2 separate regions of the Homo sapiens genome follow, and region 2 is linked to region 1. The links are chromatin loops, found by intact Hi-C in ENCODE. Cell type or tissue: GM12878. All regions are shown on one strand.

Region 1 (5,000 bases):
GGATGAGACTAGACATAGTCTTATTTTCAAAGCTCTTCAGGTGAACCTAATGTACAGGCTGGATCCAGAACCCCCAATTTAAGAACTCTGAAAGGGTATACACCAAAATATTCATACTGGGTCTATCTGGGTGGTAGAATTACATAATAAATTCTACTTTTTTGTTGTTCTTGTTTTATCTTTAAAAGCATGCAAGTGTTTAAGTTGTGTATGAGAAAGGCTTTTTTTTTCCAAAAAAGTAACCCTCAAATTAACATAAAATTAAATTTCTATTTTAATTAATAGTCCCAATTTGAAATAAAGTTGGGGTGAACTATGTAAGTAATAATATTTCTTTTAAAAATAAATGGGATTAATGCAAACAACATATACTCCAAATGCGGGAGACTTTAACATTCTATCATGATTTCAAGAATTAGAGTCCTCCCTACCCATAAATAGCTCTATCAGGGTCAGAAACCCTTTTCCCTACCCTTTTCACTTATCCATATCAGGGACAATGACTCATCCTCATATACATATCTGGGCCCCCTTGGGATTCATCTCAGCATAGACAGGAAAGATATAAAAGACCCCATTCTGAAAAAGATTGAGCTTAAAATCTATTACATAAGATGCATATGCTAGTGGCTTGATTTGACTTATATAGATCTGGGACATATATGCCTGCCAACTATAGGTATTGGAGTTCTCTAAAGTCCCCTACCAGGGGAAAACACTCCTTGGTGAGATGTGTACACTGAGTATTTAGGGAGATTTTATGTAAATTGGTAAAATTTTAGTTTCTTTAACTACAAAATGTCTCTCACCTGCTTTCCTTCTCACTGGGCAACTTCCTCTTTATTAAAATTGACATCATCACTTATTATCCCATACAAATGTGCTTGTTCAGCTCCCACAATAAAATGTCTGGCCCAAAATGCCAATAGAGCTAAAGCTGAGAAACCCTAGCTTATGTATATATATGACCTCATTTATATTTTCTGAGGGCTACTTTGCTCACTTGTAACATGGGAATAAAAATACCTTCAAGGTATTTTCTGACCCTTGAAAACATAAATGATTTACTCAAGAGTACCTATCTAATAAACAATAATACTAAATATTGGACCCAGATTTCTAAATGCAGTTACCTTTCTATTTCATTACAATCTTGGTATCTACTAGATTCTTACAGCTCTCCTACTTGTATTCCCGCCTCCCTCCTTTCCTGAGCATGGTAACCCCACTCTTCAACCCTCATTTTTTTCTACCTGGCTTTCTTACCTTTTCTGACCTCCGATACTGTCTTCTCTTGGGTTATCATTTGGCCTTCTTATCCTCTGGTTCTATGTTAGGCCCAAGTAACAATGTTAGAGCCTGAAATTCCTTCCTTCATTAATGAATGTACACAATGGAATAACATTAGGAATATAATTTCTCTCCTAAATATTTTTATTGTTTGCTTAATATAGGTGCTCAGAGTTAAAACTTAGGGGGAAAAAAGATAGCAAGAGAGAAAATTTAAATCGGTCAATCTCCAAATCTAGAAATATATCTCTGCCATCAATTTTAGTATTTTCTCTATGCAAATCTTTTCTTCTATTAAAAAGCATTATGTCAACAATATGGTGTATTTTTTTTCCTATAATAACACTGGGGGCCTCTTTCTATGCCACTAAATATTGTTCTCGAGCACCATTTTTAATAGCTCCATAGTAATTCATTGTATGGATATATTAGAATGTCTTTAACCAACTTTGTATTGTTGGTTAGGCTGCTTCTAATTTTTAGCTTTTACAAACATATTTTGTAACATATACGAAATATTCTTAAAGCAAATCTTTGATCATTCTTTTCATGTTTTTACCTAGAAGAATATATAGATCAAATGACATTCAAGAATTTAAGGGTTTTGACAGACTCAAATTGAAAGGAAATTTTACTTCAAATTGATAACTTTTTTTTTTGGTAGGTGGGGCTGCTAAGCCATGAACATCCTTTATCCAGGTTGGTTTCTCACTATGGTGGCCTCTCATTGCTTATCTGTGAAATGAACAACCAGAGTAAGGCTGGCAGTTGGTGGTAATTAGTCAGTACTTTTACCACTACTATAAACTACTTCTGAATAATCTTGAAATTCAATTCCACTGACCTTTAGTAAATTCCACATCATATTAAACACAATCCAAAGACTATAAACATAAACTGCCTACCTTGGAGGTGTTTATAATTTAGTGTACACACATTATTATGTAATACAAAATGTTATCAGTTTGGTAAGAAAATTTAAAAGTGCTGTAGAAAGAGGAATATTTCTGAGTAAGGTGTTTGGGGAAATTGTCATGAGGGAAATGATATTTAATTCAGGCTTCAATGATGGGCAAGGTCAGATTTTGAACTGGCAATAGGCAGAAGGGCATTGGGAGTATGGAGACACACAAAGCAGAATAGTCAGTGGCAAGAAAGTGTATGACATTTATTTGAAAAAAAAAGGACAGCAGTCAATGTTTCTCCTGAGTAGGGTTAATGCAAGGCAACAATAATAGATACACTGGGAAAAGAAGATTGGTATCAAACTGTAAATTCTTTGCTGAGGAGTGGAAACTATTTGGAGGGGAATAGGGAGCTGATGAAGGGGACAGAAATGCTGCACGAAGGTTACTCTGTGAGCAGTGTGGATCACAGTGGCATCTGGTGTTGGGAATTATCACAGTAGCTCTTTTGTGAGAAGAAAATAAGGGCCTGGAAATGAGAAAGGTCGAAGAGAAGGAAACTGACAGCCAGAAAACGTATAGCTGAACCTCTTCAAATTGTGTAAAATATAATAATGCAAGCAAGAGTAAAATTGGCAAATTTAAAAAGCTTGATTTATAGTCTATGTTCCTCCCACCCAAATTTTTCCTAAATTAATATGCAACTGTCAGCACAGATTGTTTGCTGTTAATTTAACTACATTTGAAAAGCTTTAGCACCACCTGGTGATGAAAACTCAGATCGACTCCAACAACCCTAAATTCCATCTTTTTTTCTGCCAAGTTTTTATTTTGAAAACATTTCAAACATACATAAAATTTTAAAGAATACTGTAATAACACCCTTACACCTTCATCATATTTACCAATTGTTATGTTTTGCCACATTTGCTTTAGTTCTTCCTCTATGTGTTGAACCATCTGAAAGTAAACTACAGACACTAAAACAATTCAAAAACTGTCAGCATAAACTTCCTGAAAGGATACCCTCTGCATAATGACAATACCATCTCCTTACCTGAAAAATTAATAATTTTACACCATCATCTAATATGCAATCTATATTCAAATCTTCCAAGTTTTCATCAAAAAAAATGTTTTTAAGTTTGCATTTTTAAGGCCAGAATGTAATCAAGACTTACGCTTTGCATTTGGTTGACATGTTTCAGGGGTCTCTTTTAATCTAGAGCAATTCTCACTTTTTATTTTGGCCTTCCATGGAGGCCTTTGCTGACTATCTTATCCAAGATCCACCCTACCCCCATTGGGGTAGGGTGCTTTTCTGTCTTTGCTTTTCTGCCCCCATTTTACTTAACATTTATTGACACTTAGCATTTAGCGGCTTTCCCTCTTCCTTTTTTTTTTTTCTTGCCTGTCTCTTCCCACTGAAGTATCAGCTCCATGAGAAGAAGGATTTTGTTTGTTTTGTTCACTGCCCACTGCTCCATCCTCAGTATCCAGAACAGTGCCTGGTATACAAAAAGTGCTCAATAAATACTATCTGTTGAAGGAAAGCATTGACCTCTGGGAGTTTGATTATTAAATGTCTTGAGGTAATATTATTTGGGTTAAATCTGCTTGTTATTCTATAACCTTCTTGTACTTGAATATTGATATCTTTCTCTAGGTCTGGAAAGTTCTGTTATTATCTCTTCAAATAAACTTTGTATCCTGGACTCTCACTCTAATTCTTTTTTAAGGCCAATTACTCTTAGATCTGCCCTTTAGGGGCTATTTTCTAGATCTTGTGGGCATTTTTCCTTTTTTTTTTTTTTGAGATGGCATCTTACTCTGTCGCCTAGGCTGGAGTGCAATGCGGCGATTTCGGCCTACTACAACCTCCACCCCCCCGGTTTCAAGCAATTCTCCTGCCTCAGCCTCCAAAGTAGCTGGGATTATAGGTGCCTGCCACTGCACCTGGCTAATTTTTGTATTTTTAGTAGGGACGGGGTTTCACCATCTTGGCCAGGCTGGTCTTGAACTCCTGACCTCGTGATCCACCCACCTCAGCCTCCCAAAGTCCTGGGATTACAGGAATGAGCCACCGCGCCCGGCCAAGCAGGCATGTTTCATTCCATTTTATTCTTTTTTGTCTCCTCTGCCTGTATATTTTTAAGCAGCCTGTCTTCATGGTCACTAATTATTTCTTCCACTTAATCCACTTTGCTGTTGAGAGAATCTGAAGCTTTCTTCCATTTATCAATTGTATTTTTTAGCTTTGGGATTTTTACATGATTTTTAACAATTATTTCAATCTTTTTGTTACATTTATCTGACGGGATTCTAAATTTCTTCTCTGTGTTATCTTGAATTTCATTGTCTTTTAAAACACCTATTTTGAAATCTCTGAGAGATTACATGTCTCTGTCTCTCTGGGATTTGCCCTTAGTCTCTTATTTAGTCCATTTGGTGTGGTCATGCTTCCTGGATGTTTCTGATGCTTGTGGATGTTTGCTGGTGTCTGGGTATTGAAGAGTTAGGTATTTATTCCAATCTTTGCATTCTGGGCCTGTTTACACCTGTCCTTGAGAAAGCTTTCCAAGTATCCAAAGGGAATTGAGGGTGTACAGCAAATCACCATGGCCACATGTCTACCTATGTAACATACCTGCATATTCTGCATCTGTATCCTGGAACTTAAAGTAAAAATTTAAAAAAAAATTACGTAAATGTGTTTAAGAAAACTACCTAAAGCCAGGGAAAGAACCATCTGAAAGAATAAAGGACATAATGTGTAGAACTCACACAGGCCTGGGAACAGTGACT
Region 2 (5,000 bases), 170 kb before region 1:
TGTGGCATGGAGGATTTTTAGTGACCTTTTTGTTGAATAATGTGATTAAGGATTTATAGAATTCTAGGAAGAATCAGTTCCTGTCCATGCCTGGACCCTGTTGCTGATCATTAACATTGTCACTAACATAACTTTGTTCACTGTGATACTACCAGCAGATGCACAGTTGACCTCAGACTTGTGGTGGTGGTATTCACTTTTAAGATCAGAGGTCATTAGTGTTTCTTCTACACATACTTCCTTCATTTGCTTAACTACTAGACTAAGAAAGGATTTTCAGGAACTTAGCACTATGTTGAGCTATTTTAATAAAAACTGCTTGGATGGGAGGGAAAAAAGGGTGATAGCCAGACAGGTAAAGCAAACAAACAAAATAACCCCAACCAAATCAGCAACCTTTCCAGGGAGTCACTGTGTGAGGTCATGTGCATAACACGCTGGTTTTCAGTTCAATCATTATTTCTGGCATCTAGTGATTTCCTTTATTTTATGGTGATCATAGCTGGTCATTTAAAAGGATGTTTTGGAGTTATTTTGTATTTTTATCTAGAATCTTTAGATATTGATAGCTCACGCTTTTTTCAAGTTATCTAGAATGCAATATTACTAGAACCAGATTTCTTACATAAGATCCTATTTTTATGAAAATAATTCTTTGTATTTGTCTAACCTATCTGACATATGTACAGAAAATACTTGACATAATGTTGTCCTAATGTTAATGATAGTGGTTTATGGGAGCAGAAAGTAAAAAAAAAAAAAAAAAAAAAAAAAGGATTTTTAAAAACTTTTTTGTACTTTTACATATTGTTTAAATCCTTTAGAGTGATCATGTATTTTTTTGTGAAAATAACTTTTTTCTTTTAAAAGTTAAACTAAGTGTGTGGAAAAATTGTTTTGATTTGTGATGAAGAATTTTTTATCACTTTCCCTTACATCTGTAAACATGATCCATATTTACCTATGTCTCTAACATCTGCCTCTTTCTCTTAGATCAGTAATTCAATTTTGTGATCCTACTCCCAGGTACAGCATCGACCCCTTAATAATCCACCTGTTCTTCCAGCTAAGCAAAATCACTATGCTGCTAAACAGCAGCTGACATGCTTCTTGGCTGGCAGGCATGCACCACCTTCCTCTACTGCTAAACCATTTCCTAGCCATGCCAAGTTGAAATCCTCAGCTAAGCCAGACCCACAGCTCCTGACCATGGCAGGTGTTCAGACCACTGAAAAACTAGCCTCTACAAAGCTAATGTCAGTAGCACCTGCAGGAATTAATGATTCCAGACCAAGACTCCTGCTTGAGCATCACCCATGGGAGAAAGATGGACGAGCTTGTCCTATTAGACTTGGTTTGGAAGAACAAATGAAGCCTCAGGAAGTCTTGAGGACCATAGTGAGATCTCCAAGGCACTCTCACTCCCAAGGATGTAGCCCAACTCGAGAGTTAGGATCTAAGGTCATTTGTGTGTCTTCTCCCAACGTCTCCAAAGTGACAAGCCCCGAGTTGTCCATTACTGCAATTCAGGAGGGCCTTAGAGATTCATGTAGACCTTGGGGCAGGAAGAGCATGAACTCATGCATCTTTACAAGTGCTTCTACTTTTCTAAGAAATGCTGCATCGCTAAGCGACCTCCCCTTGATGCATGACCACTTGGCTTTCAGTGTTCCCAGCCCCAAGCATGAGTTTAGGAGAGGGACACCTACAGATCCCATTGGAAAAGATCATTATGTTGTGCAAACCATTCCAGAATTTCTTCTTTCCCCTAGACAGCTCCCTCATGCACAAATGTACCAGAAGAGGGGGAAAAGCATGAAACAGTTTTCACCTCCTTCATTCAGCCTCTACCCAGCACCTTGTGATTTGAACTTGTCTACCTTGACTTCACTGTTTTCCAGTTGCTATTTGTCCTCATCACTAAATTTACTGGTCTGTCCTCTCTATTCAGAACTAGTTCATAGCTCCCAAGCTTTCAGGAGACATGGCATTCCTGGGGGCAGATCTTTGCAGATGTCATCAAGGCACTTTTCTAGACCTCTTAATTCCCTCATGCTTCCTGGTCAGGCTCCTAGCAGTAAAAGAAACACAGCATTTGAGCATGCAAACAACATGCCTGAGTCATCAAGCACTCCTGATGTGAGGTTTCCCAGTCACCATAAGTCTGGGCCATCTCTGGTGGGTGACATCTTCCAAGGTCCCTGGCTTCCTGGCATCTGGTGTGCTTCCTTTGGGCTTCACGCATTTCCACAGATATATGGGAACATTCTTTGGGGATTTCATATTTAGTCCTCTGCTCCTGGGTGTGGTTAACATAATCCAGCTTCCAACTAACCGTTGTCTGTTCATGAAACAGTTCCCAAGTCTTAGAGTGGGTGATCATATTTTAGAAGAAAGATGAAACATTTAGTTGATAGAAGGAGAGTGACAGTGCTAAATTTAGGACTGGAGCAATCGATGTACAAATAAGAACAAATAATTGTCTGCCTTGGTTTGAGTCATCATTTTTAACACCCACTTCTTAGTAGGAATAAAAATCAGTGCAAGGATCTTTACATTCTTGATCTTTTAATGCTTCTCATCAGCAGTGTATGAACTTTTTATGTAAAGCATTATTTACAGATGTCTTTTCTCATATTAGGAAGGCAGGGGCTCAAAGTGACCAAGTAGTAATACACGTTTCAAAACTTTAAATATGAACATAGCTTATCAGTATCTTAACTATCAAGTTATAAGAAAACCTGGGTTAAACCCTCTGGAAGTAAAATAAAAGGATGCCATTTTCTTTTTTTCAAATGCACCCTCTGTGCCCATGCCACCGTCTCCTGTTGTGTAGGGTCTGGACTATTTTGCCCCATGTGCCACTGAAGGTATCACCTAGCTCTCTTCCACCTACTGCAACCTCTTCTGTAATCTGTTCCAGCATTTGTTTTGTAACTCAGCTCTATGCCGTCTCATCAAGTTTTTTTTTCTTCTTCTTTGCTTACTTTTCCATCTACTTCTCCTCTTCCTCATTCCAAATCGATAGTCCTTTATCAGCAATGTAATGCTCTTATACTGCTTTGTTCTCTCTGTTCTTGTTTCTTCATTTTGTAAAACACAAGTGATCACTGCATTTCTGAGTACCTTTCTGATTAATATGTTGGATATTGTAGAGCAAGTGAAAATGCTCAGTCATTTGCAAATCTTGTTGAGCTCTTCTCTCCCTCCTTTTACTGAGTATTCTTTCTGTCCTGGATGTCACATTGGCCTTGATTTAAAAGAATATGAATGTCTCTGCATTAAAAAGACAGCTTGGAGCCAGGCACGGTGGCTCACGTCTATAATCCCAGCACTTTGGGAGGCAAAAGCAGGAGGATCTCTGGAACCCAGGAGTAGTTAGAGACCAGCCTGGGCAACACAGTGAAACCGTGTCTCTACAGATAATAATAAAAATTAGCTGGGCATGGTGGTGCATGCCTATGGTCCCAGCTACACCAAAGGCTGAGGGTGGGACTTGAGCCTGGGAGGTTGAGACTGCAGTGAGTCATGATTGCACCACTGCACTCCAGCCTGGGCAAAGAGTGAGACCCTGTTTCAAATAAATACATAAATAAATAGACAGGTTGGGGGCATTCTCACTGCTTTCAAATTATCTGCCATTTCTGAGTTGAGATGGATGTCAGGTATGTACTGTGAAAATATCAGTATGATGTTCTGTTGAACATCGGCAGAATTTGAAGGTCTTCTTCCTCACTTTTTGGATGATGGAGATTCCTTTTTCTTTCTTCTGCTCCTTAAATGGCATGTGATTTTCTGGGCCTGGCAATAACTGTGTGGGCTCCCCTTCCTTTTCCATCCCACATACTTAAAAAAAAAATTGTACCAAAGCTCAGCAGTGAAAGAATGCTTTGTTTACATGAGTATTGCATGAGATTGTATTTTAATTTTTTTAGCACTCCATCGTGTTCTCTTTCTGTGATATATGCCAGTCCTGGAGTGTTTGTTTGCAAACATCAATCTGATAAGGGCCAAAATATCTCTTTATTTCCATTAGTTCACTGGACTTTGAAATCACTGTGTATAAAAACTCCTTCTCCATCCGGATTTCTCTGCTCTATACCTAAGTGATTTCTTTTTCCTTTTATATTAGTTAGTTTATATATAAAGTTCCCAAACTAGCATTTAGAGAGTTTATATCTTTCCTCCATTTCTGCATATCTCTCTTATGATTAAATATAGGAGAGACCTGGAAGGAAATAGTAAGGAGTATGTTTGAGTTCAAGTTCTTCCACTTCCTGCCTGCCTGACCTAGGGCGTGTCTCCTGCCTTCCTGAGATGCAGCTTCCTCATCCGCACATCTGCCTCACAATTGGGAAGCTCATGGGCAATAATGAATATGCACGTGCCATTTAAAGTTACATACTACACAAATTCAAATGAAATATGGTATTCAACATATTCCTATTTTGTTTCCAAGACTGTTGTAGCTCATGAGGAACAAGTGTTCTGTCTCTTGTTTTGGTCTGGATTTCATATGACCAATTCACTGGCGTCGCCTATCTCTTCACCCACCTCTCCCAGGTGATAGATAAGCACTTCTTTATTTCCTATATCAACTTTCTAAGATTTTGCTTCATTACTTTTAAGTATGTGCTCCATTCACACAGGGATCTATACGTTTTTCTGGAATATTAGTAAGAAGTTGATCTGGGAAAATAGTCCAGGCCCTTAGAGTCAGACAAGATTGCATCTTAAGCATTCCTTATGAATGAGAGTCTCCCCCGTTCTCAGAGGTGACCCGGAGCAGGGGCATCCTCAAACTTGCTCAGTAACCATCTGCCCATGTGGTTTTGCCCAACGATATTACTCAGCTCTTTATGTGACTAGTGAGTACAGGGTCAAAGTATCTAAGGAGCACTTAAAAGTTACTTACTGGCTTCTTTCTCTTTCTCCAGCATTGCCAATAAACACAAAAACCAAACTGTTTTGTCCAGTTGGGGAAAAAAAGAGAATACCCA

What was found. Peaks named below come from ENCODE experiments on the same cell type or tissue, not always from the same donor. Only the 100,000 strongest peaks of a DNase experiment are listed, where the experiment ranks them.
Region 2: a loop joins it to region 1, with 2.6 times the contacts of the local background. A loop is called at or near these places in 2 of 110 quality-filtered maps.

What each region holds. Positions count from the first base shown.
Region 1 is chr3:170,959,689-170,964,688 of GRCh38, reverse strand. No RefSeq gene overlaps it. Among named protein-coding and RNA genes, the nearest start is that of EIF5A2, 54 kb to the right of the region's middle. In GM12878, a CTCF peak has its summit at 2,963 (motif pointing left); no DNase peak of the experiment used is centred here.
Region 2 is chr3:171,132,883-171,137,882 of GRCh38, reverse strand. The region is part of intron 15 of TNIK (TRAF2 and NCK interacting kinase); the gene reads left to right. The region is part of intron 3 of LOC105374216 (a long non-coding RNA gene); the gene reads right to left. Among named protein-coding and RNA genes, the nearest start is that of MIR569, 29 kb to the right of the region's middle. In GM12878, no CTCF peak of the experiment used is centred here; no DNase peak of the experiment used is centred here.